Linked DNA regions of Homo sapiens: region 1 is linked to region 2. Evidence: read pairs that join two places in POLR2A ChIA-PET (ENCODE). Cell type or tissue: K562. All regions are shown on one strand. Links, peaks and the distances in the headings refer to the core of each region. The heading gives the core; the rest is flanking DNA. Region 1 holds the start of ARHGDIA (Rho GDP dissociation inhibitor alpha). Region 2 holds the start of LOC105371929 (a long non-coding RNA gene).

Evidence for each region. ChIA-PET counts read pairs that join two places held together with the same protein. Peaks named below come from ENCODE experiments on the same cell type or tissue, not always from the same donor. Only the 100,000 strongest peaks of a DNase experiment are listed, where the experiment ranks them.
Region 1: POLR2A ChIA-PET joins it to region 2 with 12 read pairs; 19 of 35 experiments call an interaction of 5 or more read pairs at or near these places.

What each region holds. Positions count from the first base shown.
Region 1 is chr17:81,861,512-81,876,922 of GRCh38, reverse strand. It overlaps ARHGDIA (Rho GDP dissociation inhibitor alpha), which reads left to right and starts at 5,586. Exons shown (of 6, transcript NM_004309.6): 1 at 5,586-5,625; 2 at 6,966-7,182; 3 at 7,298-7,381; 4 at 7,517-7,593; 5 at 7,687-7,750; 6 at 7,848-9,202. The coding sequence starts at 6,993. The coding sequence ends at 8,047. LOC124904086 (a long non-coding RNA gene) reads right to left here. Exons shown (of 2, transcript XR_007065950.1): 2 at 9,167-13,760. RefSeq lists enhancers at 4,439-4,538, 4,989-5,058, 6,999-7,178, 7,809-7,958, 7,673-8,301 and 4 more and silencers at 5,239-5,648, 5,849-6,278, 7,309-7,518, 8,119-8,168, 8,879-8,968 and 2 more. In K562, for the core only: CTCF peaks have their summits at 5,431 (motif pointing right) and 7,420 (motif pointing left); DNase peaks (open chromatin) are centred at 4,822, 5,522, 7,422, 8,172 and 3 weaker places; H3K4me3 peaks cover 3,471 bases.
Region 2 is chr17:81,726,735-81,742,045 of GRCh38, reverse strand. It overlaps LOC105371929 (a long non-coding RNA gene), which reads right to left and starts at 10,731. Exons shown (of 3, transcript XR_935049.2): 1 at 8,224-10,731; 2 at 6,191-7,260; 3 at 3,700-3,956. RefSeq lists an enhancer at 9,418-9,954 and a silencer at 11,675-11,894. In K562, for the core only: a CTCF peak has its summit at 8,141 (motif pointing left); DNase peaks (open chromatin) are centred at 6,085, 6,398 and 8,135; H3K4me3 peaks cover 712 bases.

The DNA.
Region 1 (15,411 bases), core at 4,132-12,131, 130 kb before region 2:
GGCAGTTTACAACCATGGAAAAAGCCGGAAGCTGGACGAAGTGGTACATGCCTATAGTCCCAGCTGCTTGGGAGGCTGAGGTAGGAGGATCACTTGAGCCCAGGAACTTGAATCCAGCCTGAACAACATAGATTCTATCTTAAAAAGTTGTTTCGGCCGGGTGTAGGGGCTCACGCCTGTAATCCCAGCACTTTGGGAGGCTGAGGCGATCACAAGGTCAAGAGATCAAAACCATCCTGGCCTAAATGGTGAAACCCCGTCTCTACTAAGAATACAAAAATTAGCTGGGCGTGGTGGCGTGTGCCTGTAGTCCCAAGCTCCTCAGGAGGCTCAGGCAGGAGAGAATCGCTTGAACCTGGGAGGCGGAGGTTGCGGTGAGCCGAGATCGCACTATTGCACTCCAGTCTGGGCAACAGAGCCAGACTCCGTCTCAAAAGAAAAATTAAAAAACAGTTGTTTCTGGCCGGGTACGGTGGCTCACATCTGTAATCCCAGCACTTTGGTAGGCTGAGGCAGGAGGATTACGACGTCGGGAGTTCAAGACCAGCCTGGCCAACATGGTGAAACCCCGCCTCTACTAAAAATACAAAAACTAGCTGGGCATGGTGGTGCGTGCCTGTAGTCCCAGCTACTCGGGAGGCTGAGGCAGGAAAATTGCTTCAACCTGGGAGGTGGAGGTTGTGGTGAGCCAAGATCGCACCACTGCACTCCAGCCTCGGGAACAGAGCAGGACTCCATCTCAACAAATAAAAATAAACAAGGTTTTTAAATAACAAAATTATTTTAAAAGTTCATCCTTTTAGTAATGCAAGAAAGCCAGTTAATGTGATGCCATCATTTTAGGACGTAGCATTGGCAAAGACATATATGTCTGTCTGTCTTTTTTTGTCCTTTTTTTTTTTTTTTTTTTTTTTTTGAGAGACAGGGTCTCTCTGCTGCCCAGGCTAGAGCGCAATGGTGCCATCTCAACTCACTGCAGCATCTGCCTCCCAGGTCCAAGCAATAATTCTGCCTTAGCCTCCCGAGTACCTGGGATTACAGGCACCTACCACCAGGCCCGGCTAATTTTGTATTTTTAGTAGAGATGGGGTTTTTACCATGTTGGCCAGGCTGGTCTTGAACTCCTGACCTCAGGTGATCCATCTGCCTCAGCCTCCCAAAGTGCTGGGATTACAGGCGTGAGCCACCGCACTTGGCCTTTTTTTGGTTTTTTTTTTTTGGAGACAGAGTTTTGCTCTTGTCACCTAGGTTGGAGTGCAATGGCGCTATCACGGCTCACTGCAACTTCTGCCTCCCGGTTTCAAGCAATTCTCCTGCCTCAGCCTCCTAAGTAGCTAGGATTACACGCATGTGCCACCATGCCTGGCTAGTTTTATATTTTTTAGTGGAGACCACGTTTCACCATGTTGGCCAGGTTGGTCTTGAACTCCTGACCTCAGGTGATCCACCCACCTCGGCCTCCCAAAGTGCTGGGATTACAGGCATGAGCCACCATGCCCAGCAACAGGATCTCCTTTTGTCACCAAGGCTGGAGTGCAGTGGCATGATCACAGCTCACTGCAGCCTTGACCTCCCAGGCTCAGGTGATCCTCCCACCTCAGCCTCCAGAGTAGCTGGGACTACAGGTGTGCGCCACCATGCCCAGCTAATTTTTGTAATAAACCCTTCGATTTACATGAACAAAAATTTTTTTTTTGAGATGGAATTTTGCTCTTGTTGCCCAGGCTGGAGTGCAATGGCACGATCTTGGCTCACTGCAAACCTCTGCCTCACGGGTTCACACCATTCTCCCACCTCAGCCTCACGAGTAGCTGGGACTACAGGCATGTGCCACCACGCCCGGCTAATTTTTGTATTTTTAGTAGAGACGGGGTTCCACCACATTGGGCAGGCTGGTCTCAAACTCCTGACCTCAGGTGTTGCGCCTGCCTTGGCCTCCCAAAGTGCTGGGATTACAGGCGTGAGCCACTGCACCCGGCCTATGGTGAATAAATTTTCAACAAAGGTGGTGAGACATTGCATTGGGGGAAACGATAGTTTCTCAACAAGGGGTGCCAGGACAGGTGGATGTTCCTACACACAGAAAAGATGTTCACTCCATACGAAAAGTTAACCCAAATACGGACTGTATATCTAAATGTCAGCAAACATAAAATATAGCAGAAGATCACAGAAAAAATATGAGAGAGAATCTTTACAATATCCGGTTGGGCTAAGAGTTTGTTTTTGAGACAGGGTCTCTGTCACCCAGGCTGGAGTGCAGTGGTACAATCATAGCTGACTGCAGCCTCGACATCACGGGCTCAAGTGATCCGCCTACCTCAGCTCAGGAGTTCTTAGGATAGCAAAGGCATGCACCATGTGGAAAAAACTACTGCACTAGAATAAAAGGTTTTGCCCTTAAGAAGACATCATTAAGAAAATGAAAGACAAACCACATAAAATGTCTGCAAATCACCTATCTTTTTCTTTTGGAGACAGAGTTTTGCTCTTGTTGCCCAGGCTGGAGTGCAATGGGGCAATCTCAGCTCACTGCAGCCTCTGCTTTCTGGGATCAAGCGATTGTGTTGCTTCAGCCTCCCGAATAGCTGGGACTACAGGCGTGCACCACCACACCCGGCTAATTTTTGTATTTTTGGTAGAGACAGTTTTTTTGCTATGCTGGCCAGGCTGGTCTCAAACTCTTGGCCTCAGGTGATCCGCCTGCCTCGGCCTCCCAAAGTGCTGGGATTACAGGCGTGAGCCACTGCACCCAGCCTCATATATCTGATAAAGGACTGTATACAGGATATGTAAGTACTCATAGCTTAATCAGACAGCCCAATTAAAAATGAGCAAAAGATTTAAATAGGTTTCTGCCCAGGAAGACTCATTGGGGAAGTGCAGGTGCGACTCACAGTGTGACACGACACTGCTTCACACTTGTACAGCTGGGATCAAGCACAGCAGGTATTGCTGAGCCTGTGGCCACCTGGAGCAGCCCAGCGTTGCTAGGGGGTGCAAAGTGGCACACCTACATTGGAAAACATTTGGGGACTTCCACTCAGGAATCTACCCAAGAGAAATGAAAGCACATATTCATGAAAAGGCTTAATGCAACATTTATAATGGTTTATAATATTCGTAAATGTTTATGGCAGTATTATTCATAATGGACAAAAAAGAAACCAAATATTTGCCAACTGGAATGGTTACAAACAAAATGTATACCCACACAATCGAATCTTTTATTTATGTATTTATTTATTTATTTTGACAGAGTCTCGCTCTGTCGCCCCGGCTGGAGTGCAGTGGCGAGATCTCCACTCACTGCAAGTTCCGCCTCCCGGGTTCACGCCATTCTCCTGCCTCACCCTCCCGAGTAGCTGGGACTACACGCACCTGCAACCACGCCTGGCTAATTTTTTGTATTTTTAGTAGAGACGGGGTTTCACCGTGTTAGCCAGGACAATCTCGATCTCCTGACTTCGTGATCCGCCCGCCTCGGCCTCCCAAAGTGCTGGGATTACAGGCGTGAGCCACCGCGCCCGGCCCAACAGTTTTTTTTTAAAAGCACTTGGGTTATTGGAAAGTTGGGCAACATGATCACCTGCACAGGGGCTCTGAGTCTTTAACAGTGAAGCATTTCACACCTGATTAGGAAACGCTGTGCTGATGACATGGCACTGACAGTGTGACTCAGTTACAGAAACTCTCAAATATCCCTCCAACATTCAGAAATTTTCAAAAGACACCAAGCTCGGTATTTTGCATAGTTCTGTCCCCAAAAATGCCCTCCTGTGTTCATGTCTGTGTCTGAACAAAGCAGCTGTGCGTGTGTGTGTGCGTGTGGTCTCCACTTCTCTTGATCAGCCTGGGTTGCCTGGCAGTATGGGCCAAACAGACAGGGCCCTGTCTGCATGGAGCTCAAGAGTGATTAAAAGAGGCTGGGTGGCCGGACATGGTGGCTCACACCTGTAATCCTAGCACTTTGGGAGGCTGAGGCAGGAGGATCGCTTGAGCTCAGGGGTTCAAGACCAGCCTGAGCAACATAGTGAGACCCTGTCTGTACAAAAAATAAAAAATTAGCTGGACATGGTGTTGCACACCTGTAGTCCCAGCTACTCGGGAGGCTGAGGTGGAAGGACTGCTTGAGCCCAGGAGATAGAGGCAGCAGTAAGCTGAGATTGTACCACTGCACTCCAGCCTGGGCAAAAGAGCAAGACCCTGTCTTGAAGAAAAAAAAAAAAAAAAAAAAAGATTGGGCACCCCGGTGGTTCATGCCTGTAATCCCAGCGCTTTGGGAGGCTGAGGTGGGTGGATCACCTGAGGTCAGGAATTCGAGACCAGCTTGGCCAACATGGTGAAACCCTGTCGCTACTAAAAATACAAAAATTAGCTGGGCATGTTGGCTCACACTTGTAATCCTAACTACTCGGGAGGCTGAGGCAGGAGAATCGCTTGAACCTGAAAGGTGGAGGTTGCAGTGAGCCGAGATTGTGCCATTGTACTCAAGCCTGGGCGACACTGAGACTACGTCTCAAAAAAATAATCAATCAATAAATAAAAGAGGCGTCCACGTTAACGAGTCCACAGTCCTAACAAGTGCTGCAGGCTGGACGCGGGGCAGCGTCCCACCCAGTGTCTGGTGCAGGGCATTTAGGGGCTTGGCCTCCAGGAGAGGCGAGCCCGGGGCTGGGTGCGAGCACTGCTGCTGGGCCAGGCCACTCACGTTATGCGGCCGTTCCTGATACTTCAACACGGCCCTTGTGGGCGAATGTGTGGAATCTCGGAACAAGCGGAGTGGGGAACAGGGCTCTGCGGTGAAGCCCAGGCTGAGGCAGCCCCTCATCTGCTCACGGTGCCAGGAGCTCCCTGCCTCCTGGTCCTGAGGAGCCGCGGGATTCCTCAGGGACACTAGGGCCTCTGCAGCGGCGCCTGCGCCAGGCAGCCACGCGCGCTGCGCACGAATTCTGTCTCAGCCTGGAGAAAAACACCTCCGCTGCGCCCTCGCCCAGCACCAGCTTTCCGCGGGGCGTGCAAGGGGCTCCTCCTAGCCCCACAGCCCTGTCTTTCCACGGGGGACACCAAGGCCCTGGAACGGCCCGCGCGCCAGCGCTCTCGCCCGTGTTTAACGAGAACTTAATCCCCGTGCCCGTTACCTCCCCGAAGTCCCGGGACTAGGTGACTAGGCCCCGAAGCAAGAGTCGCAGTCGGACCGACTGGGCCGGGGAGGGCAGCGCACTGCACCTGCGCGGGCTTCCACAGCCCACGCGGCCGCCGCAGGCCTCGAGTGGGCGCGGGTTGGGCAGCGGCGAGAGGCGGGACCGGACCTCGCCTCCCGGGTGCGGGCGCCCTGGGCTCGCGTAGGGAAGTGCCCTGGCTTACAGAGGTGACCACTGACGGGGCTTGGGGTGGAAGGTGACGACGCCAGAACCCACGCGGAACGCGCCCACGAGGCCCAGCCGCAAGATGGCGACGGCGTGCCCCCGGCCACCCGCGCGCCGCGCATGCGCCCTGGCCTTCCCCGCCCGAGTGAGCGGAAGTCTCGTGACCCCGGAAGTGACAGGCAGGGCGGGCGGGGCGGCCGACGACGTTCGTCATTTAGTGCGGGAGGGATCCTGAACCGCGCGGCCGAACCCTCCGGTGAGTGGCCGTGGCGGGGCGGAGGCGGCGGGGCGGAGGCGGCGGGTCGGGGCGGGGACCGGCGGCGCCGGCGGGGGCGGGGGGCGCTGAGGTGGGGGCTTCCGCCTTTGTTCGCGCCCCGCCCTGAGCCCGCGGCAGGGTCTCGGCGGGCGGGGGCGCGGTGACAGCGGGCCAGGGCGGTGCGGGCTAGGGCGGGGCCGGGGCGGGACCGGGCGGCGGCGGCCCCGGCCCCACGTGCGGGTCCCGGGCCGGAGGGGCGGCGGGGACCAGGGGAGTGCCGGCCCCTCCCGAGCGGTCCGGAGCTTCTTTCATGGCCGCCGAGGCGCGTGGGGCCCGGGCCAGACCTGAGGGCCCCTCCTTGGGGACGCGGGGGGCGCCGGGCCGGCAGCCGCGGTCCATCGCGTTCGGGGGCGACGCGGGGATTGGGGCGCGGCCTCCCCCAGCGCCCGGGCCACGCCCGGCACGGATTGCGGGCCCTGCGGAAGTGCGGGCCGCGCCCTAGGATCCCGGCGCCTACGGCTATCCTCGCGCGGCGCGGAGGCCCCAGCCCCTGGAGGAAGCAGGGCGGCCTGGACCCCGGCCTGGGTGTCCCGGGTGTGCTGCTCCCTGACCCACCTCCCACGCTGCCGGGAAGGATCTGAGCCTGACAGATCCCCTGCCGGGTCAGTGCTGCCCCGGGCACTCCGGGCCCACCATCTACAAGAGGGCCCGAGAGTACTGAGTGGCTGTGGTAGCTCCCAAGTTGTAGGTCACAGACCCTCACAATTGTGGAGAAACCGCAGATACTTAGGATCCCCGTGTCCAGGTGGCCCCGTGCGGTATTCTAGCTGCCCCTAACATCCGAGCTCCAGGGGCATCCTGTTTGAAAGATGACGCTGAGCCGACCACACACGTTTACATGTGACTACCACGGCCAGAGGAGCAACCCTACTGAGGGATACCGAGCCCCGTTACCCCGTAGGGCGAGGGCCTGGGCAGCTCAAGAGCGGCAAGACCCTAAGAGAGGGTTTAGTGTGGGCCCCGCCGGTTGATTCTGGGGCCTGCTAGCCCCGCCCCACACATACAGGGGGCTGCTGCCTCCTCCATCGTGGAGGGGGAGGTGTGTCCTCTCTCCCCATGATCGGCTGCAGTTCCCATTTTGTCTTAGATGTTATACCTGGGGTGGGGGCACCTCACACTGCCCCAGAGGATGCCCCTGAGCAGGAATCGCGGGGGTGGAGAGGAGCGAAGGTGGCCCCCTTGGAGCCCTTTTGGAGCTCCGGCTGCAGCCCACACTCCTGCTCAGAAGTGCGCCTCCGTTGGGGATCCAGGTCCAAGGCCTGTCACCGTCCCGCCCACAGGTGTCCCGACCCAGGCTAAGCTTGAGCATGGCTGAGCAGGAGCCCACAGCCGAGCAGCTGGCCCAGATTGCAGCGGAGAACGAGGAGGATGAGCACTCGGTCAACTACAAGCCCCCGGCCCAGAAGAGCATCCAGGAGATCCAGGAGCTGGACAAGGACGACGAGAGCCTGCGAAAGTACAAGGAGGCCCTGCTGGGCCGCGTGGCCGTTTCCGCAGGTGAGTCTGGGCTGCGGGAGCCGGGTGGCCGCCCGTTCACTCCAGCTGTCTTGCCGCTCCCCAGCCCCTACTTCCACTGGTGGGGGTGGGGCCCTCACCTGCTGTCACTCCCCAGACCCCAACGTCCCCAACGTCGTGGTGACTGGCCTGACCCTGGTGTGCAGCTCGGCCCCGGGCCCCCTGGAGCTGGACCTGACGGGTGAGTGCCCTGCGGCCGCGGGGGTCCGGGCGGCCCCTGGTGGGGATCTCGGGAAGTGCAGCCAGGGGGCCGCGCAGGGCTGGGGCTTCGCGCAGGGCTGCTGGGCAGTCATTGAGGGGGAGGTCCCCCCAACAGGCGACCTGGAGAGCTTCAAGAAGCAGTCGTTTGTGCTGAAGGAGGGTGTGGAGTACCGGATAAAAATCTCTTTCCGGGTAAGCTACAGGCTGCTGTGGCCAGGGAATGGAGGCGGGGCTGGGGCTGGGGTCCGGACCGACCTTCCCTGATCCTCGCTTCGGGTCCTGCAGGTTAACCGAGAGATAGTGTCCGGCATGAAGTACATCCAGCATACGTACAGGAAAGGCGTCAAGAGTGAGTGGGGCCCCGGGCAGGGCAGAGGGGGCCGCTTGGGTGCGTGCTGCCAGGCGGGGAAGCGGGGCCGCTGACCGCCCTCTTCCTTGTGCCGCAGTTGACAAGACTGACTACATGGTAGGCAGCTATGGGCCCCGGGCCGAGGAGTACGAGTTCCTGACCCCCGTGGAGGAGGCACCCAAGGGTATGCTGGCCCGGGGCAGCTACAGCATCAAGTCCCGCTTCACAGACGACGACAAGACCGACCACCTGTCCTGGGAGTGGAATCTCACCATCAAGAAGGACTGGAAGGACTGAGCCCAGCCAGAGGCGGGCAGGGCAGACTGACGGACGGACGACGGACAGGCGGATGTGTCCCCCCCAGCCCCTCCCCTCCCCATACCAAAGTGCTGACAGGCCCTCCGTGCCCCTCCCACCCTGGTCCGCCTCCCTGGCCTGGCTCAACCGAGTGCCTCCGACCCCCCTCCTCAGCCCTCCCCCACCCACAGGCCCAGCCTCCTCGGTCTCCTGTCTCGTTGCTGCTTCTGCCTGTGCTGTGGGGGAGAGAGGCCGCAGCCAGGCCTCTGCTGCCCTTTCTGTGCCCCCCAGGTTCTATCTCCCCGTCACACCCGAGGCCTGGCTTCAGGAGGGAGCGGAGCAGCCATTCTCCAGGCCCCGTGGTTGCCCCTGGACGTGTGCGTCTGCTGCTCCGGGGTGGAGCTGGGGTGTGGGATGCACGGCCTCGTGGGGGCCGGGCCGTCCTCCAGCCCCGCTGCTCCCTGGCCAGCCCCCTTGTCGCTGTCGGTCCCGTCTAACCATGATGCCTTAACATGTGGAGTGTACCGTGGGGCCTCACTAGCCTCTAACTCCCTGTGTCTGCATGAGCATGTGGCCTCCCCGTCCCTTCCCCGGTGGCGAACCCAGTGACCCAGGGACACGTGGGGTGTGCTGCTGCTGCTCCCCAGCCCACCAGTGCCTGGCCAGCCTGCCCCCTTCCCTGGACAGGGCTGTGGAGATGGCTCCGGCGGCTTGGGGAAAGCCAAATTGCCAAAACTCAAGTCACCTCAGTACCATCCAGGAGGCTGGGTATTGTCCTGCCTCTGCCTTTTCTGTCTCAGCGGGCAGTGCCCAGAGCCCACACCCCCCCAAGAGCCCTCGATGGACAGCCTCACTCACCCCACCTGGGCCCAGCCAGGAGCCCCGCCTGGCCATCAGTATTTATTGCCTCCGTCCGTGCCGTCCCTGGGCCACTGGCCTGGCGCCTGTTCCCCCAGGCTCTCAGTGCCACCACCCCCGGCAGGCCTTCCCTGACCCAGCCAGGAACAAACAAGGGACCAAGTGCACACATTGCTGAGAGCCGTCTCCTGTGCCTCCCCCGCCCCATCCCCGGTCTTCGTGTTGTGTCTGCCAGGCTCAGGCAGAGGCGCCTGTCCCTGCTTCTTTTCTGACCGGGAAATAAATGCCCCTGAAGGAGCTGGGGGTGTCTGCTGCTTGGCTTCTCCAGGGTGTGGCAGGGGAGGGCCTGGCTCCTCTACTGCCTCACGGGCTTTAGGAGACAAAGGGGAAGATGGGGACCCTGGTGGGGTGGTGGGAGGGGAAGGGCAGGGCCCCCTTGAAGTGCTGTGGCTGCTGGGCCCCTTGCAACTATCTGGGGAGAAAGGAATGTGACTCCCAGCTACAGTAGCCCTAGGCAGCAACAGTCTAGAACAGTGCAGAAGGCCTTGGCTGGGGTTGCCCCTCCTTGCTAAGGGAATGGGAAGACGGGCCTGGCTTGTGTAGCTCATGCTGCCAGAGGGAGAGCTGCTTGATTCCCTGGCCGGGCTTGGAGGTGTCGAGTTGGCCCAGCTGTGCGCGGGCCCTCCAATGACTGGATCCCAAGGAAACCCAGGGAGGAACAGGCCCAAGCCAGGGTCGGCCTTGTGGCCCCTGGCGCACGTGGATGCAGCTGTGGCTGAGGCAGGAAGTAGGTGCCCAGGCAACGGGGGCCACGGAGGCGCCTAGAGCACCAGCCCTTCACAGCCACAGCCGCAGCCAAGTGCCCTCCAGGATCGGGCAGTGCCAGGAGCCCAACAGCGAAAAGGCTTGGTGTGATGGGATCGGCAGGAGACAGGGCATCCTCACTGCGGTGTGGTGTGAAGGGGCTACTGGGGGAACCACGCAGGGCCTCCTGGGGCAGGTGCGCTCAGCCAGGGGCCCCAACTGCTGCAGCATCCAGGAACCCCAGCTCGTCCGTGTCTGCAGTCTCCAAGAGCCCCCGGGAACTTCAAACCCATGCCCCTCTACCCTGCAGGGGGAAGAGGCAGATGAGTAACCAGGCACCCCTTAGAAGTGTCCATTCAGAAATTCTTTTTCTGGCCTGATGCGAGTTTCAAAATCTGCCTTCTGTGGTATAAGGTGTTGAGGAAAATACTTCACACACACACGCAGCTGGGCTGGGCAGCTGCTACCCCGGGGCCCTCCTACTGGTCATTCTGACACAGGCCATACTGCTCTGGGGTTTATCAGCAGGGTGGGCCCCGCAAGGGGCTTATCTCCAGCTGGGGTGGGCAGGGAGATGCCCTCATGCTTCAGGTCACTAACTACACACCTGTGCCAGGGCAGTGCGTGCGGGCACCACTGCCACCTTGCCCCATCCTTGCTAGGCCTTTGTGGGGGCCGCAGAGGCTGAGCCTAGAGCTGACCGTGTCAGACACCCCAACAGAATGGTGCCTTCCTGCAGAAGCTGGTCCAGACCCAGATCTGGAAGCAGCTATAGAGAAAGCCTGGGTCAGCCCCCAGCCCTTGATTCCGCAGGGAGCAAAGACCCTACCGAGCCTTTCCCAGAACTGCTACTAGCCCCAAGCGAGGTGGTCTCGTGTTGCGTTGCTGCTTCTGCCTGTGCTGTGGGGGAGAGAGGCGGTGGGGTGGTGAAACCACAGGATGGAGGCTAATCCCACTGGACAGACACCAGCACAGCCAGGGAGGATGAGCTCCGAGGCAGCAGCCCCTGCCAGACAGTTTCTCCCACGCTCCCAGTTCACTTCTTACATGCTCCAGGGGAGTCCCCAAGCCCAGTGCCAGGGTGTTGTCAGCAGTTCGGCTCATCGGGCAAGGGCCTTCTGAGCTTGGGCTGAGCCAAAGGGCTTCACCTTCTTGCTCCTGGATTTTCCCAGCTTTGCTAGACATGTGAACTCAGACCCAGGTGCCAAGCTGTACGGGCATGCTGCCAGCAGCCAGGACTTTGGGCTGGCCCCTCCCCTGGTGCAGGATAACATGAGGTGGCACCTGCACAGTGGGCATGACGTGTCTCTCGGGTCCCAAGTCTAACCTGATCCTCGTGGCCCCACCTGGGACCTGTTTGTATGGCCTGGCGCTCCAGAGAGGCCTCCTCGCCTCCAGCAGCCTGCGCCTGCAGTCTCCTCTCCCAACCTCCACAGGTCCGTGGCTCCCAGCAGTCCCCTAGCATCCACCTCCTCAGCCACCCCCAGGTGGACACTTCTTCCATTCAGGAGAGTGACAAGTCACAGTGCCAGCCAGTGCTAGGTCAGGGTCTGGGATGTGACCAACTAACCATGGGTTACTGTGGTTTCTGAGAACCTTCTCTGTGCCCAACACTGCCCTGCACCATAATGAGCGCCTGCCACACTCCGCAGGGCCCACACTCACCACCGCGCTGCTGCTGGATTTCTCACCTCCACTCCGGGCACAGCAGGCTGCTGCTCAGTGGGAACACAGGAGGGACCTCGGAGCACTGCCCAGGTATCCATGAGCCTGCTGTTGTTACCCCCACCACACCTTCGACCGGACTGAAGGTTGAAAGGGAGCTGTTTTGCTCTGAGAACTCTACTTTTAAGAGTAGTAGCTGGCCAGAAGCAGATCACTTGAGCTCAGCAGTTCAAAACCAGCCTGGGCAACACAGGAGACCCCATCTTTAAAAAAATAAAAATTAGGTGGGCATGGTGGTGCACAACTGTAGTCCCAGCTACTCAGGAGGCTGAAGCAGGAGGATCACTTGAGGCTACAAGGCAGAGGCTGCAGTGGGCCATGACTGCACCACTGTGCTCCAGCCTAGGTGACAGAGTGAGACCCTGTCTCAAAAGAGTAATATTGTACACACAGTACATTTCAAAAACTGCATCAATCAAAACATTTAATCACAAACCAGTTGGCTGGGCATGATGGCTCACGCCTGTAATCCCAGCACTTTGGGAGGCCGAGGCAGGAGGATCACGAGGTCAGGAGTTCGAGACCAGCCTGACAAACATGGTGAAACCCTGCCTCTACTAAAAATACAAAAATCATCCAGGGTTGGTGGTACACGCTTATAATCCCAGCTACTCAGGAGGCCAAGGCAGGAGAATCGCTTGAACCTGGGAGGCAGAGGTTGCAGGAGAATCGCTTGAACCTGGGAGGTGGAGGTTGCAGTGAGCCAAGATCACGCCACCACACTCCAGCCTGGGCAACAGAGGGAGACTCTGTCTCGAAAAAACAAAAAACAAACAAAAACCAACTAAGCAACATTTAATGGATCCCTTCACCAAGCCTGAGACTCCCTAAAGGATGTCTGGAGCACCTGTGATGATCCAAAGAAATACCAGCCACAGGAGGGCTCTGACCCCCAAGGGCACACTCCTCGAAGGGCCTGGGCATGAGGTGAACACAGCCCATCTTCTCACCCTAGGGTTAGAAGGCACAGGAGCAGGCCTCAGGAAAAGGACATCAGCCCTCTGCAGGTGCCCAGCGGAACCAGCCTGCATTCTTGGGGGCAGGACCCATGCCCTGCACATTTCCATCCACTCAACAACCCCCATAGAGGGCGTCTCAGGCCATCGCAGACCAGGCTTCCTCCTCCAGCCTTACCAGAAAGTCCACCTTTGCTGCACCTGTCAGGTTGGTGTAGGAAGCCAGTCCAAGGGCAGAGGCACCTTGAGAGGACCCTATGGGCAGCCATGGCATCTGTCTAAGATACTGTGATTCGGCTGGGCGTGCTGGCTCACATCTGTAACCCCAGTGCTTTGGGAAGCTGAAGAGGGGAGGATCCTTTGAGGTCAGGAGTTCAAGACCAGCCTGAGCAACATAGCAAGATCCTGTCTTTAAAGAAAAAAAATGCTGCCATCTATCTAGATTAGTGCTGGTTGGGCACCTGATTTTCACAGGAGAATGTCAGGTCGGCCACAGCCACCTGGGCTGCTGTTCTGTAGCCCTGCCCTCTGCTACCCTGGCTAGGCCTTCACCCACACTGAGGTGTGTTCCACTGGCCCAGAGCCAGCCTGAGACTCATCCACGGCCACTGGGATCCTTGCCTGGTCTGTGTGCCTTGAGTATTCACCACTTGGTCCCAGTTTTCATTGTCTGTGAACACTTTTCCTTTTTACTTTATGCTCTGGCCTAAGCTGCCGCCAAACCATCACAAGCTAATCAACATTATGGTATGTCAAATCTCTTCACTCTTCCCCCAACAGTGGACAAAACACAAGCTACAATATTTAGGCATCTGAACTCTGACCTCGTATCTAGATGTGGTACAAATATGGGCTGGGGTTTTATGTAAGATACAGGGTCTCTGTCACGCAGACAGAAGTGCAGTGGTATGATCATGGCTCACTGCAGCCTAGACCTCCTGGGCCCAAGCTATTCTCCTGCCTCACCCTCCAAAGTAGCTGAGATTATAGGCATGCAACACCATGCCCAGCTTGTCTCAGGCCCCAAACTGTGGTCTGTACAACAGCTCATGGCAACCACAAAAACGTTGGAAGATAGTGCAGTGACCTGAAGCAATTTCCATCATCCAGAGAGCAGAAGGAACAATGCCTGCAATCAAAACCATTTATGAAGAGATGGTGTTTCCTGAGTGGGCTCCAGGCCAGTGCTCAGGGAGGCACATACTCATATTCCTTCTTGGCCAGAAAAGTCACCCGGAGGAAGCAGACAGTTCTCCCAGCAGGTACAACTTATGCCGCTGACTGACCTTTGCTCCGCTGGCACTGGGGGGAAGGGAACAGGGGACCCAGTCTTGACCACAAGGAGCTCATATTCTAGTGGAGGGAGTTCCCTGTCGGAAGGAGAAGCATGTTCTCAGGAACAACTGATCAACAAACAGAAACTCTCAAAGTACAAAAGCAACTTACTCTACGTTTTACCATTTCAAAAGTCAGGATACTATTGCAGTCAATGTGTATACATTTAACATGGGAGTACCTCCCTTTTGCCTGCCAAGTTTCAACTTTAAAATCAGTGGCGGTGCCGATTCCCAGCGGAGGAAAGTGAGGAGGAATGGAGAGGGCAGGCACCTGGGGAAAAGGAGAGCAGCAGATTCCAGGCAGTGAGGGAGACGGAGGGCTGCCAGTGTCCAACACTAACAAAATGCAGACCATCTATGTAATTTTAAAAGTTTCTAAAAGCCACGTTAAAAGATAGAAGAGGAGGCCTGGTGCGGTGGCTCACGCCTATAATCCCAACGCTTTGGGAGGCCAAGGCGGGTGGATCACCTGACGTCAGGAGTTCGAGACCAGCCTGGCCAACATGGTAAAACCCTGTCTCTACTAAAAATACAAAAATTAGCTGGGCATGGTGGTGCATGCCTGTAATCCCAGCTACTCGGGAGGCTGAGGCAGGAGAATCGCTTGAATCCGGGAGGTGGAGTGAGCCGAGATCGCCCACTGCACTCCAGCTTGGATGACAAAGTGAGATTCTGTCTCAAAAAAATAAAAAATAAAAATTTTAAAAAAAGGACATTTTTTTACTATTTTTTGAGATAGGGTGTCGATCTGTCGCCCAGGCTGGAGTGCAGTGGTGGGATCATGGCTCACCGCAGCCTCAGCCTCCTGGGCTCAAATGATTCTCCCACCTCCACCTCCCAAGTAGCTGGGACCACAGGTGCACACCACCGTGCCTGGCTAATTTTTTTAATTTATTTTTTGTAGAGACGGGAGTCTCACTATGTTGCCCAGGCTGGTCTCGAACTCCTGGGCTGAAGGGATCCTCCTGCCTCGGTCTCCAAAAGTGGTGGGATTACAGGAGTGAGCCACACAGCACCTGGCCTCAATATTATTATGTAATCCAACATATGCATACAGAATATTTCAACATGTAGTAGTCAATGTAAAGTTATTAACGAAATACTGTACCTTCTGTCCTCCAGCCCCTACACGCACACTTTTTTTTTTTTTTTTTTGAGATGGAGTCTCGCTCTGTTGCCCAGGCTGGAGTGCAATGGCGCGATCTCGGCTCACTGCAACCTCTGCCTCCTGGGTTCAAGCGATTCTCTTGCCTCAGCCTCCCGAGTAGCTGGGATTACAGGCGCGCGCCACCAGGCCCTGTTAATTTTTGTATTTTTAGTAGAGACGGGAGGTGAGGGGGTTTCACCATGTTGATCAGGCTGGTCTCGAACTCCTGACCTCGTGATCCGCCCGCCTCGGCCTTCCAAAGTGCTGGGATTACAGGCGTGAGCCACCGCACTCGGCCCCGCACACTCAGTCTTAGAAGTTTGATGTGCATTGCGCACTCACAGCCCGTCTCAGGTGGACTGGCCATATTTCAAGTGCTCAGGAGCCTCGGTGGCGGGTCGAGTCGGGAGGCAAACCCAGCTGCTGCCTTCGGAGTGAAGCAGCGCCCAGGGTATTTCCACAGCTGTGTAACAGCTGCGAGGTCTCCTGAGCCGACCAGAGCATCTGAGAAGCACCAGAGAAGGGGCAGCGTCACAG
Region 2 (15,311 bases), core at 3,601-11,600:
GTCCAGGCACACCCAAGACCCAGTGCAGCGAGGTGGGGGAAGGGTGTGTCCCTCTGGCCCGGCTGCAAATCTGATCATGGGCCCCCAGCGACGGTGCCGGGTGCAGGCACTGGGGTAGGCAGCCTCGGAGGCCCCTGGTGACCAGGACTCTCGCTCCAGCCTCTCCGGCCACCTCAACCCTGCACGCAGCAGGTGTTCCCCAATCAGGGCACCAGGATGGACCCTCGGCCGAGATGGGGCTGGTCAGAGACCAGAGTGTGTGTGTGTGTGACCCGGGTGTGGCCGCGCCTGGAGGTCCATCTCTGTGGAAGGCTGGGCTCTCCTCCCCGTTTCACAGATGGGGCGCCCAGGGCTCTGGAGGTGGCTTGCCAGGGAAACCCTCAGACCCCCTGGAGCCGGGTCCTAGGGAAAGTTTGGTGGGCGCTGCCCAGCCTGGCCCTGGCTTGTGGGAAGCAGGCTGGACTGAGGGACTCAAAGTCGTCCTCCCATGGCCGCCCCTCCTCTCCCTGAGTGAGCCCCCCATCCTCCTGCAAAAGGGGAGGTTGTAATGAGGGCACCTGTGTCCCGGCATCTGCCTCGCCAGACACTCTCGCCCTGAGCTACCATCAAGGTCATCAGGCTCTGCGAAGTCACATTAGGCTGCATCTGGCGAGGCTCGATCAAATCAGGCCAGTTGGCGGGATGGTGGAGGTGGACGGGGCCAGGCTCCGATCAGCAACAGGTGCGGGAGCTGCGGGTCCTGGGCAGCGCCGGCGGGGAGGCAGGGGCACAGGGCAGGGAGGAGCAGCGCGATCCCTGGATTCCCCACAGGGTGCGGGGGCAGCAAGGTCTGATGGGGACAGACAAGCCTCAGGCCCGGGGCTGTGAGGGGAGCCTGGGTTGGGGGGGGTGCCCAGAGGGGGCAGGCGTGGGTGCTGAGGGGTGGTCTCAAAGCCCCTGGTGCGGGGTGAGGACCAAGATGTGTCTTGGGTTCCCTGTGGCTTCAAGGAGGGGCTGGGGAGGGAGGCTGGGGGAGGGAGGGGCTGGGAGGGCTGGAGGGGGTCCCGCAGGAAGCCCGGAAGAGGCCAAGCCTGCACTGTGCGGTGGCCCCTGGGACCTCCAGACTGTCCAGGGCCAGGAGCACCACTGGGCTTCCTGCCCCGCGCCTCCCGCCCTGCGTGCCGCTCACGGCCTCAGTGCTCCCCCCGCCAGCGCGGCGGGTGTTTCTCCACCAACTTCCCTGCTGGGCATGGGGTGGTGGCGGCGCACGGCTGTAGGGCTCACCCGGGATGGCCTGGCCTGGACCCAAGTGGACGGGACTCACCACCAAGCCTGGTCTCCCGCGTTTGAGAGGTGCAGGGGTGTCACCGAGACTGAAGGCGAGAAAAAAGCTCAGGGCAGCCGGCAGCAGTTCAGGGCCTCCGGTGAGATCCAGAAGACCCAATCGCGGCGGTGTTCTCTCCTCAGAATGTGTTTATTGAGGTCCTGACCCTCATTTCCTGAGAACGGGGCTGTATTTACAGATATGGCCTTTAAAGAGGGGATTACAGCGAGTCCTGTTCCCACATGACCGCTGGCCTTGTTTTTTTTTTCCTTTGAAATGAAGTCTTGCTCTGTCACCCAGTCTGGAGTGCAGTGTCACGAGCTTGGCTCACTGCAACCTCCACCTCTTGGGTTCAAGTGATTCTTCTGCTTCGCCTCCTGAGCACCTGGGATTACAGGCACCCACCACCACACCCGGCTAATTTTTGTATTTTTTAGTAGAGATGAAGTTTCCCCATGTTGGTCAGGCTGGTCTCGAACTTCTGACCTCAGGTGATCCACCCGTCTCGGCCTCCCAAAGTGATGGGATTACAGGCGTGAGCCACCGCGCCTGGCCCACCCCCACCCCCACCCCCATCCCCCACTTTTTTTATTTTTTGAGACGGAGTCCCACTCTGTCACCCAGGCTAGAGTGCAATGGTGCGATCTTGGCTCACTGCAACCTCCGCCTCCTGGGTTCAAGCGATTCTCCTGCCTCAGCCTCCCGAGTAGCTGGGATTACAGGCGCTGGCCACCACACCTGGCTAATTTTTATATTTTTAGTAGAGACGGGGTTTCACCATGCTGACCAGGCTGGTCTGGAACTCCTGACCTCAGGTGATCCGCCCGTCTTGGCCTCCCAATGTGCTGGGATTATAGGCATGAGCCACCACGCCCGGCCTGAGTCGTGTCCTGAGAAAAAGAGATAAGGGCCAGGCTCAGTGGCTCACACCTGTAATCCCAACACTTTGGAAGGTCGAGGTGGGAGGATGGCTTAAAGCCAGTTGAGCCTGGGCAACATAGTGAGACCCCATCTCTACAACAAAATATAAAAAATTAGTCGGGTGTGGTGACACATGTCTGTGGTCCCAGCTACTTGGGAGGCTGAGGTAGGAGCATCACCTGAGCCTGGGAGGTCTAGGCTGCAGTGAGCTATGATAACACCACTGCACTCCAGCCTGGGTGACAGAGAGAGAGAGACCCTGTCTTCAAAAAAAAAAAAAGAAGAAGCGAAAAGAAAAAGAAGAGAGACTAGGACACAGATACACACAGAGGGATGACTCTGTGTGAGGAGTCAGGAGAAGAGGGCCATCTACAAGCCAGGGAGAAAGGCCTCAGGAGGAACCAACTCTGCAGGCACCTTGGTCTCGAACTTCCAGCCTCCAGGACAGTGGGAGAATGGGCTGCTGTTGGAGCCCTGTTCTATGGCACCTTGTTATAGAAGCCCCGGAAACGAATGCAGCTCCACCACAGCATTGACAGCGAGCCTCATTCCGAAAGCCAGAGTGCAGACGGGGCCAACCCTCGGGCCCAAGCTCTGATCCCAGGGCGGTGGCGTCTGGTCTGCCTCCCGTGTTGAAGTCAGGGCCCCGGTGGCAGCGGGGGGTGGGACGCTATGACCTGGATGCGGTATTTGGGTAGAAGCCTCTTAGATCCCTGCCCTCTGTTCCCTCCGCAGTGGCGGGAGTGGCTCCCACTGCCGGGACCTTGCAAAGGTCTCACCTGAGGCGAGTGTCCTCCTTAGGGTCTGCCTGTCCTCGTCCCCCGCAAAATTCTAGGCCAGTAACTAGGGTGTTCTGTCCCTGCGACTGGAGGGTGTGGGTTATTCTGCAAGGAGCTGCGGCCTGGCAGGACGGGGAGGACGGGTGGAAATGGAGATGGAGGATGCTGGAGGGGAGGGCGGAAGAAGGCCCGCGTGGGGCCTTTATTGATTGAAAGGAGCATTTTCCAAATCCCGGTAAGGATGCCGGGAACCAGGCCGAATCCGCTGCTGGGTCAGCTCCTGGGAGCTTGGGGCAGGTGCACAGGCTGCCTCGGCCCAGTGTCGAGGGAGGGCCGGGAGACGGAGGAACAGGAGTGCTGGGTTGTGTTTTTGAGCTGGGAGGTGCTGGTATTGGAAAAGGACCCGGAGGACACGCTGGTCGCCAGGCGATAAGGAACCACCGGCCCTCAGCATCAAGGAGCTCAGTGTCCCCCTGGGCCAGGGTTGGTGGCAGAAGAGCCTCCCTCGGAACTGGCTCCTAGTATGTCAGGGTGAGGGGACCCCAGAATGGCATCAACAAGGAACGCGTGGCCCATCGACAGGCGGCAAGTCAGGCATGGCTCCCTGGGGCTTGGGCCTCCAGGAGGCGAGGACTTGGTGTCCTAAGGGGCAGGTATTAGCTGTCTACTGCCCGTAACAAATCACCCGACACTCAGTGCCGTAGAAGAGCAGGCATTTATTATCTCCAAGTTTCTGTAGGACAGAAGTCTGGGTCCCCTGCTCAGGGACCTTCACAAGGCTGCAGCCGAGGTGTGGGCCAGGCCCGTGGGCCTCTCAAGGCCCGACTGTGGGGTCCCTTTGCAAGCTCACCCTCCACCGTCTCAGGCCTCGGGTCCCTGACTGCTGGCTGGAGGCCTCAGTTTCTTGCCACGAGGGCTTTTTCTTGGGGCGGCTCAGCACCTGGCAGCCAGCTCTGCTCAGAATGTGTAAGAGAGAGAGAGGAAAACAGAAGCCCAGTGTTGGCGTGACCTCCCCTTGGAAGGACAGCCCGTCACTTTGGCTACAACCTATTCATAGAAGGGAGCCCGCTCCCACCCACACTCCAGGTGGGGGTAACTCACTGGGGCACCAACACAAGTGGGCTCGTGGGGCCACCCTAGAGGCTATGATGGATAGAGGGAGCAATGGATGGGCACACAGGAGTGCCACAAAAGAGACAAGAGTGGGTGACCTGCTGGGCACAGTGGCTCATGCCTGTAATCCCAGGACTCTGGGAGGCCAAGGTGGGTGGATCATCCGAGGTTGAGAGTTCGAGACCAGCCTGACCAACATGGAGAACCCTGTCTCTACTAAAATACAAAATTAGCCAGGTGTGGTGGTGCATGCCTGTAATCCCAGCTACTCGGGAGGCTGAGGCAGGAGAATCACTTGAACTCGGGAGGCAGAGGTTGCAGTGAGCCAAGATTGCGCCATTGCACTCCAGCCTGGGCAACAAGAGCAAAACTCCGTCTCAAAAAATAAATAAATAAAAAAAGAAGAAGAAGAGTGGGTGACTCCTTGCCGACATTCCAGACCTGAGCCTGGTCTCAGGCAGCCACACAAGGAGAGAGGAAACCACACAGGTCACTTGTGAGCTGTGAGTATGGGCCAGGCACAGCGGCTCACACCTGTTATCCCAGCACTTTGGGAAGCCAAAACAGGAGGATTACTTGAGACCAGGGGTTTGAGACCAGCCTGGACAACATAGTGAGACTCTGTCTCTACTACAAAATTTTAAAATTAGGCCAGGTGTGGTGGCTCACACCTGTAATCCCAGCATTTTGGGAGGCCAAGGCAGGCGGATCATGAGGTCAGGAGATGGAGACCATCCTGGCTAACACAGTGAAACCCCATCTCTACTAAAAATACAAAAAATTAGCTGGGCGTGGTGGTGGACGCCTGTAGTCCCAGCTACCCGGGAGGCTGAGGCAGGAGAATGGCAAGAACCTGGGAGGCGGAGCTTGCAATGAGCTGAGATTGAGCCATTGCACTCCAGCCTGGACGACAGAGCGAGACTCTGTCTCAAAAAAATAAAAAATAAAAAATTAGCCAGGTGCAGTGGTATGTGCTTGTGGTCCCAGCTAATTGGGAGGCTGAGGTGGGATGATCGCCTGAGCCTGGGAGGTCAAGGCTGCAGTAAACCGTGATCGTGCCACTGCACTTTAGCCTGGGCAACAGAGAGCGAGACTCCATCTCTAAAAAAGTATTAAACATAGGCCAGGTGCAGTGGCTCACACCTGTAATCCCAGCACTTTGGGAAGCCAAGGCGGGCGGATCACCTGAGGTCAGGAGTTCGAGACCAGCCTGGCCAACATGGTGAAACCCCGTCTCTACTAAAAAGACACAAATTAGCCGGGTGTGGTGGTGGGCGCCTATAATACCAGCTACTCGGGAGGCTGAGGCAGGAGAATCGTGTGAACCCAGGAGACAGAGGTTGCAGTGAGCCGAGATCGTGCCACTGCACTCCAGCCTCGGCGACAGAGTGAGACTCTGTCTAAAAAAAAAAAAAAAGACAAGATGGCAATGCCCATCAATCCTTGTTAAATTCACGGGCACAATTCCCACAAAAAACCAGATGGACCCTGGCAGATGCCATGGACAGCCATAAACTCAGGGGAGCAGCAGCCACACAGCAGCGGCTGAGCCAACTTGCTGTCTTCCCTGGAGTGAGCCACGCAGCGCTGGCCCACAGTAGGTGGAGACGGACCTAGTGAGCATGTTCGTCCCAGCCTGGCTCAGCAGGGCTGGAAGCTGGCATTCACCTGGAGCCCGCTCAGTCTGCAGTCCCTGCCCCGCCCCAGAGTGTGTTAACGCTCCTGCCGTCACCACAATTCTAGTGCTTGAAGAGCCCAAGTATCAGTTGAGATATTATTGGTTGTAAGTCATTGGAAACTCAACTGAAATGGGCTGGAAAGACAAATGGATCACATCACTAGATGATTTGGGGAGCACCCGCAGGAGCAGCTGACTCGGGGGCCGGGCTCCCTCTCCGAAGTTCCCTGTGCTCCGCCCACCGCTGTGTTGGTTTCAGCCCTAGGCAACGGCCACTGTCCTATCATCTGCACCGCCTGCGACTCACACCCCTGGAAGTTAGGAGAGTCTCCCCTCCACCAACCGTCAAACCAAAGTCCCCAGTTGCCAAAGACCAGCTCAGCCCAGGTCACGCACCCTCTGCAGCTCAGCCCGTGTGACTGAGAAGTCCCAGGAGAAGGAAGGGGAAGTGGGTGTCTCCAGGCATCACGAAGCCTGCTCTGCGGGGCTACGTGTGTAGACACAGGCTGGTGGAACGCCTTGCCGGAGAGCAGGGGTGGTTCCAGGGAGGTTCCCAGGTCCCAGCTCCACTCTTGGCTGGAGGAAAGCCTAGGAAGATGCCCTCCCGTCTGCAGGATGGTGCGCGTGACTCAGCAGGGACAGAGCTGCCTTTCCGGGTGCCTGGTCCCACAGGGGAAGCCCCAGAGTCTCCCCGGGGAAGGGACTGCAGTGAGGTGCCAGTAAAGCTCAGACCCCTTGGGAAGCAGTGAGCCTTCCCAGCAGGGTGAGCGTGCCCTCTGCATCACACAGGGAACTCCCCCCAGGAGGTCCTGAGCCTGCAGGAGGGGACGGCGGGCCCTGGGTTCTGCCTGACCCGGACTCGGGGGTGGGTGGATGCCCCTGGAAGGGTGGCCTGCAGAGCCCCCAGTGACCGGGACTCTGGGGACCGCAGGGGCTGGGGCTGAGCTGCAGCCAAGAGACCTGCTGCGGAAGGGGGGACCCCTTGCAGACAGCCCATCACTGCCCTGTTCCTGCCGCCAGGTGTGGCATCGGTGTTGCTCCCGGGTCCGGGCAGTGGTGGCCGCTGCACCAGTTCCATCACTGGGGGCTCTCGGGGTTGGGTGCTGGGATAAAGGCAGGCCCCAAGCTTCTGGGATCATGGGTCTGGAGTTGTCCCTGGAAAATAGAGCTGGACCCCTTTTGTGCCCTGAGGGCGGGTGACCACACATGGTCACAGGGCAGGAGGGTGGATTGCAAGCTGAAGTGGGTTGGAGAGACCCTGGAGGGGTTGGAAGTCCCACGCGGGAGACTCAGCTGAGCCTCCTCTGCACCCTGCCTGCAGCTGCTTCCCCTGCAGTGCCCACCCCCAGAGCCCTGCCAAGTCCCAATGGAGCCCCACAATCATCCCCCAACGTTACTCACCTCAGGCGGCCAGAGTCTCCCCTCCATACTCGAAGCTGCCGGGGTCTCCCTGCTGCAGACTCTCCCTAGCAGGGACCCAGACAGACGGACGCTGGTGGCTGGACAGATGGGCTCCCGGGTCTAGGTTGCCCAGCCCAGCCCAGCCCCTCTGTCTCCAGCGTGGGGTCAGACTCCGGGAAGGATGCTGTGGCCTCCATCCTGTGGTCGGCCTGTCCTTCCAGGCTCAATCAGACGTCACCCCGCAGCCCTCCTGAGTCGCCCGGCCCTGCCGTGCCCTCCCCGAGGGGCTAACGAGGCCTTTGCTCTGGCTCTGGCATCCGCCCATCGGCCCAGTGCCAAGTGGAGTCCACATGGTGCCCGCCCAGCACCGGGTGATGGTGACGGTGACGGTGGTGACTGTGCGGGGCCGTCTGGCCTGTGGAAACCTGATCCTACCCCTGGCCCCGGGGCCGGCTAAGTCCCCAAAAGCCCAAAGCCGGGGTTCTAGTGCTGCTTGGGCCTGGGCTGCCCTCTCACGGAAGCTCTGTGGGCACCTCCTCTGTCAGGCGGCCGCCTGGGCCGGATCTGGACCCCAGAGCTGTGTCATTGCGTATTTGCCAGACCATTCATGTCCCAAGCAAACTGGACAACACCGTCTTTGCCATCTCCCCTGCAGACAGCCTGCAGCAGGCTGGGGTTGGGTGAGGAGGACCCTCCAGCAGGACAGGCCGCCCCCACAAACCGAGCCTGATCACCCTGACCCTGTTTCACCCTGGACAGCCGAGGCCTCCCCCAGGGCTGGCTTGGCATAAAGAAGCCCCCATGCCAGCCCTGCCGGGCAGAACCCCATCTGTCCAGGCTGCACTGGGCGCTGCCACCCTCCTCACCCTGCCTGGCTGGCCATGTCCCAGCCCCATTCCAGCACCAAGCCTTCCTGAGCCGACAGCGCCACATGGCTGCCACCCAGAGGCCACTCAGGGAGTGACAGGCCGCTGGCCAGCCGGGTGGACCATCCACCCCACCGCCTCTGCCGGCTTCTCCTCACTCACCTGTTCACACACTCATTCATTTGCTCAATGATTCATTCATCCATCCTTCACAAGGCTGGGTCCTTGGCAGGCGGGGCACAGAGGAAGAACAGGCCTTGTGGCCGCAGGGACGCAGCCAGAGAAGACACACCCAGCCCTGCTCCCCTCCGGCTTCCTAGTGGGGACACAGCCGATGCCTGTAGTTCTTTTGGATTTTTGGTTTTTCTTGAGACGAAGTCTCACTCTGTCGCCCAGGCCGGAGTGCCCTGGCGTGATCTCGGCTCACTGCAGCCTCCACCTCCTGGGTGCAAGCGATTCTCGTGCCTCAGCCTCCCGAGTAGCTGAGATTACAGGTGCGCGTCATCACAGCCGGCTAATCTTTTGTATTTTTAGTAGAGATGGGGTTTCACCATCTTGGCCAGGCTGGTTTCGAACTCCTGAGCTTAAGTGATCCGCCTGCCTCGGCCTCCCAAAGTGCTGGGATTACAGGCTTGGGCCAATGTGCCCGGCTTAGATGCCTGAAGTTTGTAAAAACAGATAATGTCACAGAGAGGGGAGGTCAGTGGAGGAAGCAAACTGCCCCCTGGATGTGTGGGGGGGCCAGGGCAGACAGGAGGGGCCACGAGGGGCAGGAGGAGGGAAGAGCGTGGGACCCTGAGCAGGGCAAGGGCCAATGGGTGGGAAAGGGGCGGAGATGCACAGAGTGACTTCACATCCACTTCTCGGGTGGAGGGCTGGGGGCCGGGCAGAAGGTAGAGCCTGCATCTTCAGAGACCTCCTGGGCCGCAAGGAGGAGGGGCAACAGGTGAGGATGTGGGTGTGGCCTGGGCAACAGGTGAGGGTATGGTATGGCCTGAGTGGCAGGTGAGGTGTAGCCCTGGCCTGGGTGGCAGATGACATGGCCTGGGAGGAGGGTGGTGGGGCAAGGCGCTCTACACGTCTCTTTCCTGGGTCCACCCGTGCCCCAGCGTTCCCCTGCCCCCCACCCCAGGGCATCCCAGGAGTCTCTGGAATCACGCAGAAGACTCAGGACTCTTCAGCTTTTACAGGCAGCCTCCCGTCCTCTGGAGGCTTCCCAGGGGAGGGGCCGCTGGTGTTACTGGTTGGAAGGTCTCGACTGTGAGTTGTTTAGGTTCTTGTGTGCAGAACAAAGAATTGAACACGCACAAAGAAAGCAACAAAAGAATGAAGTAACGAAAGACAAGACAAGCAAAAAACGGAGTGACGAAAGCACAGATTCATTGAAGACCACAAGGTGCAATTCACAGAGAGGCAGCGGGCGGAGCAGGCGGCCCCAGAGCCTCTATGGCAGTGCTCCCCAGGGTTTTTAGGAAGCCAGGAGAATTTGGTAACACCCCAGGTGCCCTTTAGAGGCCTCCAACTGGTGACTCCTTATGAAGGACTGGCTCACAGCCAATCAGAGGCTGAAGTGGAAACTGTCTTGTTACCATAGGAGTGAGGCCCAGTGTTACCCAGAACCAGCTGCCTTTGCTGTTCTCTTGCTCACGCCTCAACCCTGGGTCACCCCAATTATTCCCTCCTCTCCTGCCTCACTGCGAGAGAACAAATCAGTCAATGCTTCAACCTGTGTCTCACCTGCAGAGAGGCTCCCGAGGCACTCGTCCTTCCCGGCAGCCCTGCCCTCTTGTCTTGCCTGGCCCTGTCTGCGCCCCAGTGCATACCTGAACCCCCATGTTCTCCTTTGTCTCCTGCGTCTGGGCCCATGGGGAGCGCCCGGGCAGCCGGCAGGTTGGGGGGAGGGCGCGATTCTGCTTCAGGCCCCGCGGATTCTCCTCTGCCCCAGCGGGCGCACATTTGGGCACCAAGACTGCACTTCTGCGGGGCACGGATCCGGGGGAGGGCAGGTGTCTCTCTAGGCCTCAAATCCAGGCCAGGAGCAGGGGGCGACTGGGCTGGGAGTGGGGAGCACCGCCTGGAGCACCAGCAGACAATGGGCGTCCTCAGCTGTCACCCCCTCCCTCCATTGTCTACTTGGTTGCCTGGCTGTTTTGTTTTGTTTTGTTTTTTTGAGACGGAGTCTCGCTCTGTCGCCCAGGCTGGAGTGCAATGGCGCGATCTTGGCTCACTGCAACCTCCCGTTCCCAGGTTCAAGCAATTCTCCTGCCTCAGCCTCCCAAGTAGCCAGGATTAAAGGTGCCCGCCACAACACCCAGCTAATTTTTGTATTTTAGCAGAGACGAGGTTACACCATGTTGGTCAGGCTGGTCTCCAACTCCTGACCTCAGATGATCCGCCTGCCTCCGCCTCCCAAAGTGCTGGGATTATAGGCATGAGCCACTGCGCCTGGCTCCTGGGTGTTTTTTTTTAATGGCTTTACTGAGACATAATTCACATACCACACAATTCAGAATGCGTCCAGCTCAGCGAGTTTCTGCATCTTCAGAGCTGTGCAGCCGTCACCGCAGGCAGTTTTAGATCATTTCCTCATCTCAGAAAGAGCCCTCCACCCTCCAGCTCCCGCCCCCTTCCCGCATCCCTCCCTCCCCAGCCCTAAGAGCTGTCTCCACAAAGTCGCTCAGGATGCCCCTGTAAGTGCTGCCACACAGCATCTGTCTGCTTATTTCACACAGCACAGTGCCCAAGGTCCGTCGGTGCTGCCGTGTGGATCAGAACTTCATTCTAAGGCCCAAGAGTCCACTGCATTGGGCACAGGACCCCCTGTGTGACCAACCTCTGTTGATGGACACAGCTGTTTCCGCCTCTCTGTGATTATGGATGTGCTGCTATGCACAGGCGCGCACAATGTTTTATGTAGACTCTTTTTTTTTTTGAGACAGAGTCTCACTCTGTCACCCAAGCTGGAGCGCAGTGGCATGATCTTGGCTCACTGCCACCTCTGCTTCACTGGGCACAAATGATTCTCCAATCTCAGCCTCCAGAATAGCTGGCACCGCAGGCACAAGACAACGATGCCCAGCTAATTTTTTTTTTTTTTTTTGAGATGGAGTTTCATCTTGTTGCCCAGGCTGGAGTGCAATGGCGTGATCTCGGCTCACTGCAACCTCCGCTTCCCAGGTTCAAGCGCTTCTGCCTCAGCCTCCTGAGTAGCTGGGATTACAGGTGTTAGTCACCACGTCCAGCTAATTTTTCTATTTCTAGTAGAGACGGGGTTTCACCATGTTCATCAGGCTGGTCTCAAACTACTGACCTCAGGTGATCCGCCTGCCTCGGCCTCCCAAAGTGCTGGGATTACAGGCATGAGCCACCACGCCTGGCAATTTTTGTATTTTTTAACGAGACAGGGTCTCCCTGTGTTGCCCAGGCTGGTCTTTAATTCCTGAGCTGAAAGTGATCCATCTGTCTAAGGCTCCCAAAGTGCTGGGATTACAGGTGTGAGCCAATGCGCCTGGCCGGACGTCTTCATTTATCTTGGGTCCTCACCTAGGAGTGGCATTGCTGGGTTGCACGGCCACTGTATGTTTAATTGTTTGAAGAACCACCAGCTGGGACGTCTTCTTTAAGCCCAAACCTGACCCACTGCTGCCCTGTCCAGGCCCCTCCCAGCTCTTCACTGCGTGACCCAGCTCTGCCAAGGACTCAGACGTGGCCCTGGCCGATACCTCCCACCATGGCTTCCATTGTGTATATTTGTTTATAGAGTCTTGTGCCATGCATATTTTTAAAAATATTATATAATCAAATGTGTATCTTTTCTATAATTCACGGGTTTTAAATTTTGCTATATCTTGTTAAGGGAATGCTCTTTATCAGATCAAGGAATTGTTCTTCTACTACTAGGTTGCAAAGCAATTTTTTTTTTTTTTGAGATGGAGTCTTGCTCTGTCACCCAGGCTGGGGTGCGGTGGCGCGATCTCAGCTTACTGCAAGCTCCGCCTCCCGGGTTCACGCCATTCTCCTGCTTCAGCCTCCCCAGCAGCTGGGATAATAGGCACACGCCGCCATGCCCAGCTATTTTTTTTTTTGTATTTTTAGTAGAGATGGGGTTTCACCGTGTTAGCCGGGATCGTCTCGATCTGACCTCATGATGTGCCCACCTCGGCCTCCCAAAGTGCTGAGATTACAGGCGTAAGCCACCGCGCCCGGCATTGCAAAGCAATTTTTAAAAATTGCAAATGAGGCCAGGCACGGTGGCTCACTCCTGTAACCCCAGCACTTTGGGAGGTTGAGATGGGTGGATCACGAGGTCAGGAGTTCGAGACCAGCCTGGCCAACATGGTGAATCCCCGTCTCTACTAAAAATACAAAAATTAGCCAGGCATGGTGGCGGTCACCTGTAATTCCAGCTATTCAGGAGGCTGAGGCAGGAGAATCACTTGAACTCAGAAGGTGGAGGTTGCAGTGAGCTGAGATCATGCCATCGCACTGCAGCCTGGGTGACATAGCGAGACTCTGTCCCCAAAAATATAAATAAATTAAATTTTTTTTTAATTAAAAAAATAAAAGTTGCAAATGAGTATTTTTCTTTTTTGAGACGGGGTTGCACTCTGTTGCCCAGGCTGGAGTCCAGGGCCACCATCACGGCTCACTGTAGCCTCAACCTCCTGGGCTCAAGCAATCCTCCCACCTCAGACCCCCAGTAGCTGGGACCACAGGTGTGCGCCCTGTGCACATATGCACCATGCTTGCCTAATATTTTCTTATTTTTTTAGATGGGGTTTTGCTACATTGCCCAGGCTGATCTTGAACTCTTGAGCCCAAGGGATCCACCTGCCTTGGTCTCCCAAAGTGCTGGGATTGCAGGCATGAGCCATGACCCCTGGCCCCTGCAAATCAGTATTGAATTGCACAAAATGCTGTTTCTGTAGCTGTTGAGATGCCTGCAGAAATTTTATTCTTTAATTTTTTTTTTTTTTTTTGACGGAGTCTCGCTTCGTGCCCAGGCTGGAATGCAATGGTGCGATCTTGGCTCACCGCAACCTCTACCTCCCAGGTTCAGGCGAGGGTCCCGCGTCAGCCTCCTGAGTAGCTGGGACTACAGGCACACTCCATGATGCCGGGCTAATTTTTGTATTTTTACTAGAGACGGGGTTTCACCATGTTGGCCAGGCTGGTCTTGAACTCCTGAGCTCAGGTGATCCGCCTGCCTCGGCCTCCCAAAGTGCTGGGATTACAGGCGTGAGCCACCACGCCCAGCCTCCTTTACTCTTAATGTAACATGCAGATAACATTAGTTAGTTTCCTGACATTGAAATTCTGATATAACCCCTACGTGATCATGAGGTCTGACATTTCTTATATGCAGCTGACTTCAATTTATTAATAGTTTATCTAGGCTTTCTACATCTACAGTCATGAAACAGATGTGTCTTAATTTTCATTTTGGAGTTGAGATCATGCTAGCCTTCTGTGAAAATTTCAAGACACGGATTTTTCTGTTCCATGAATGTTTGGTAAAAATTCACCCGTAAAACCAGCTAGAGCTGGCCAGGTGCGGTGGCTCACGCCTGTAATCCCAGCACTTCGGGAGGCCGAGGCAGGTGGATCACCGGGTCAGGAGATCGGAGACCATCCTGGCTAACACGGTGAAACCCCGTCTCTACTAAAAAATACAAAAAAATTAGCCGGGCGTGGTGGCGGGCGCCTGCAGTCCCAGATACTCAACTCAGGAGGCTGAGGCAGGAGGATGGTGTGAACCTGGGAGGCGGAGCTTGCAGTGAGCCGAGATCACACCGCTGCACTCCAGCCTGGGTGACACAGCGAGACTCCGTCTCAAAACAAACAAACAAGCAAAAAATGCTGGATACGGTGACTCATGCCTATAAATCCTAGCACTTTGGGAGGCGGAGGTGGGCAGATCACCTGAGGTTAAGAGTTCAAGACCAGCCTAGCCAACATGGCAAAACCCCATCTCTACTAAAAGTAAAAAAATTAGCCGTGGCAGGCACCTGTAATCCCAGCTATTCAGGAGGCCGAGGCAGAAGAATCGCTTGTACCCAGGAGGTAGAGGCTGCAGTGAGCCAAGATCAGGTCACTGCACTCCAGCCTGGGTGACAGCGTGAGACTCTGTCCCAAAAAAAAAAAAAAAAAAAAAAAAGAGCAGACACCCAAGGGTCAACAAACCCAGGAGCAAAACCAACACCACAAAACAGGCACACACAATACACCCAGGAGGTAAAACTCGGGCCCAAAGCCAGCAGAGCAAACATGAGAAGATACCAGGAAAAGTATAATGAACCCGGTCTCCAGAGAGGCGGCAGCACGTCACAGCCAATACACACCAAAGATCGGCTCTTTCTCCCTCTCCTCATTGTCTTCGCGTCGTCAGCTTCGGCCTGCGCTGACTTGCCTCATGGTCACAAGATGGCTGCCAGCAGCCTCCAAGGCCATTTGCTGCGTGGTCCACGCACGACAGGAGCAGAGCTTCCGCCGGTAGGGCCCGGAGTGTCGTCCTTGCCCAACCCACAAGCTGGCAGAGAAGTTTCCATCCCGGAAGCTACAATAAACATCTTACATATCATTGGCCCAGTGTGGGTGACAGGCCCATGCCTAAACCAGTCACTGTGGGCCATGCCGACTGGTTTAAACCAACCCTATTCATGCTGGGAGCTGGGGTCAGGCCCTGGTGCCCTTGAGGCCCAAGGACTGGGGTGGGGTGGTAGCTGCTTGAATAAAACAGCAGGCATTTTACTAAGGGGTGGGGGGCAGGATGTCAGATGACCTGAAGCATCACGTGACTATTTATTTTATTATTTTATTACTTTATTTATTTTTGAGACAGTTTAGCTCTGTAGCCCAGGCTGGAGTGCAGTGGTGCAATCTTGGCTCACTGCAATCTCTGCCTCCTGGGTTCAAGTGATTCTCCTGTCTCAGCCTCCCGAGTAGCTGGGACTACAGGTGCGCGCCACCATGCCCAGCTAATTTTTGATTTTTAGTAGAAACGGGGTTTCACCATGTTGGCCAGGCTGGTCTTGAACTCCTGACCTCAAGTGATCCACCTGCTTCGGCCTCCCAAAGTGCTGGGATTACAGGCGCGAGCCACTGCGTCCGGCCTGAATTGCCACATGAGTATTTATGCACACCCAAAACAAAATGACCCGGAAAGGTAGAACATAAGGCAGGTACGGTGATATTAACATCAGACAAAATAGAAGTGAAAACAACAATGATTACATAGGACCTAGAAGAAT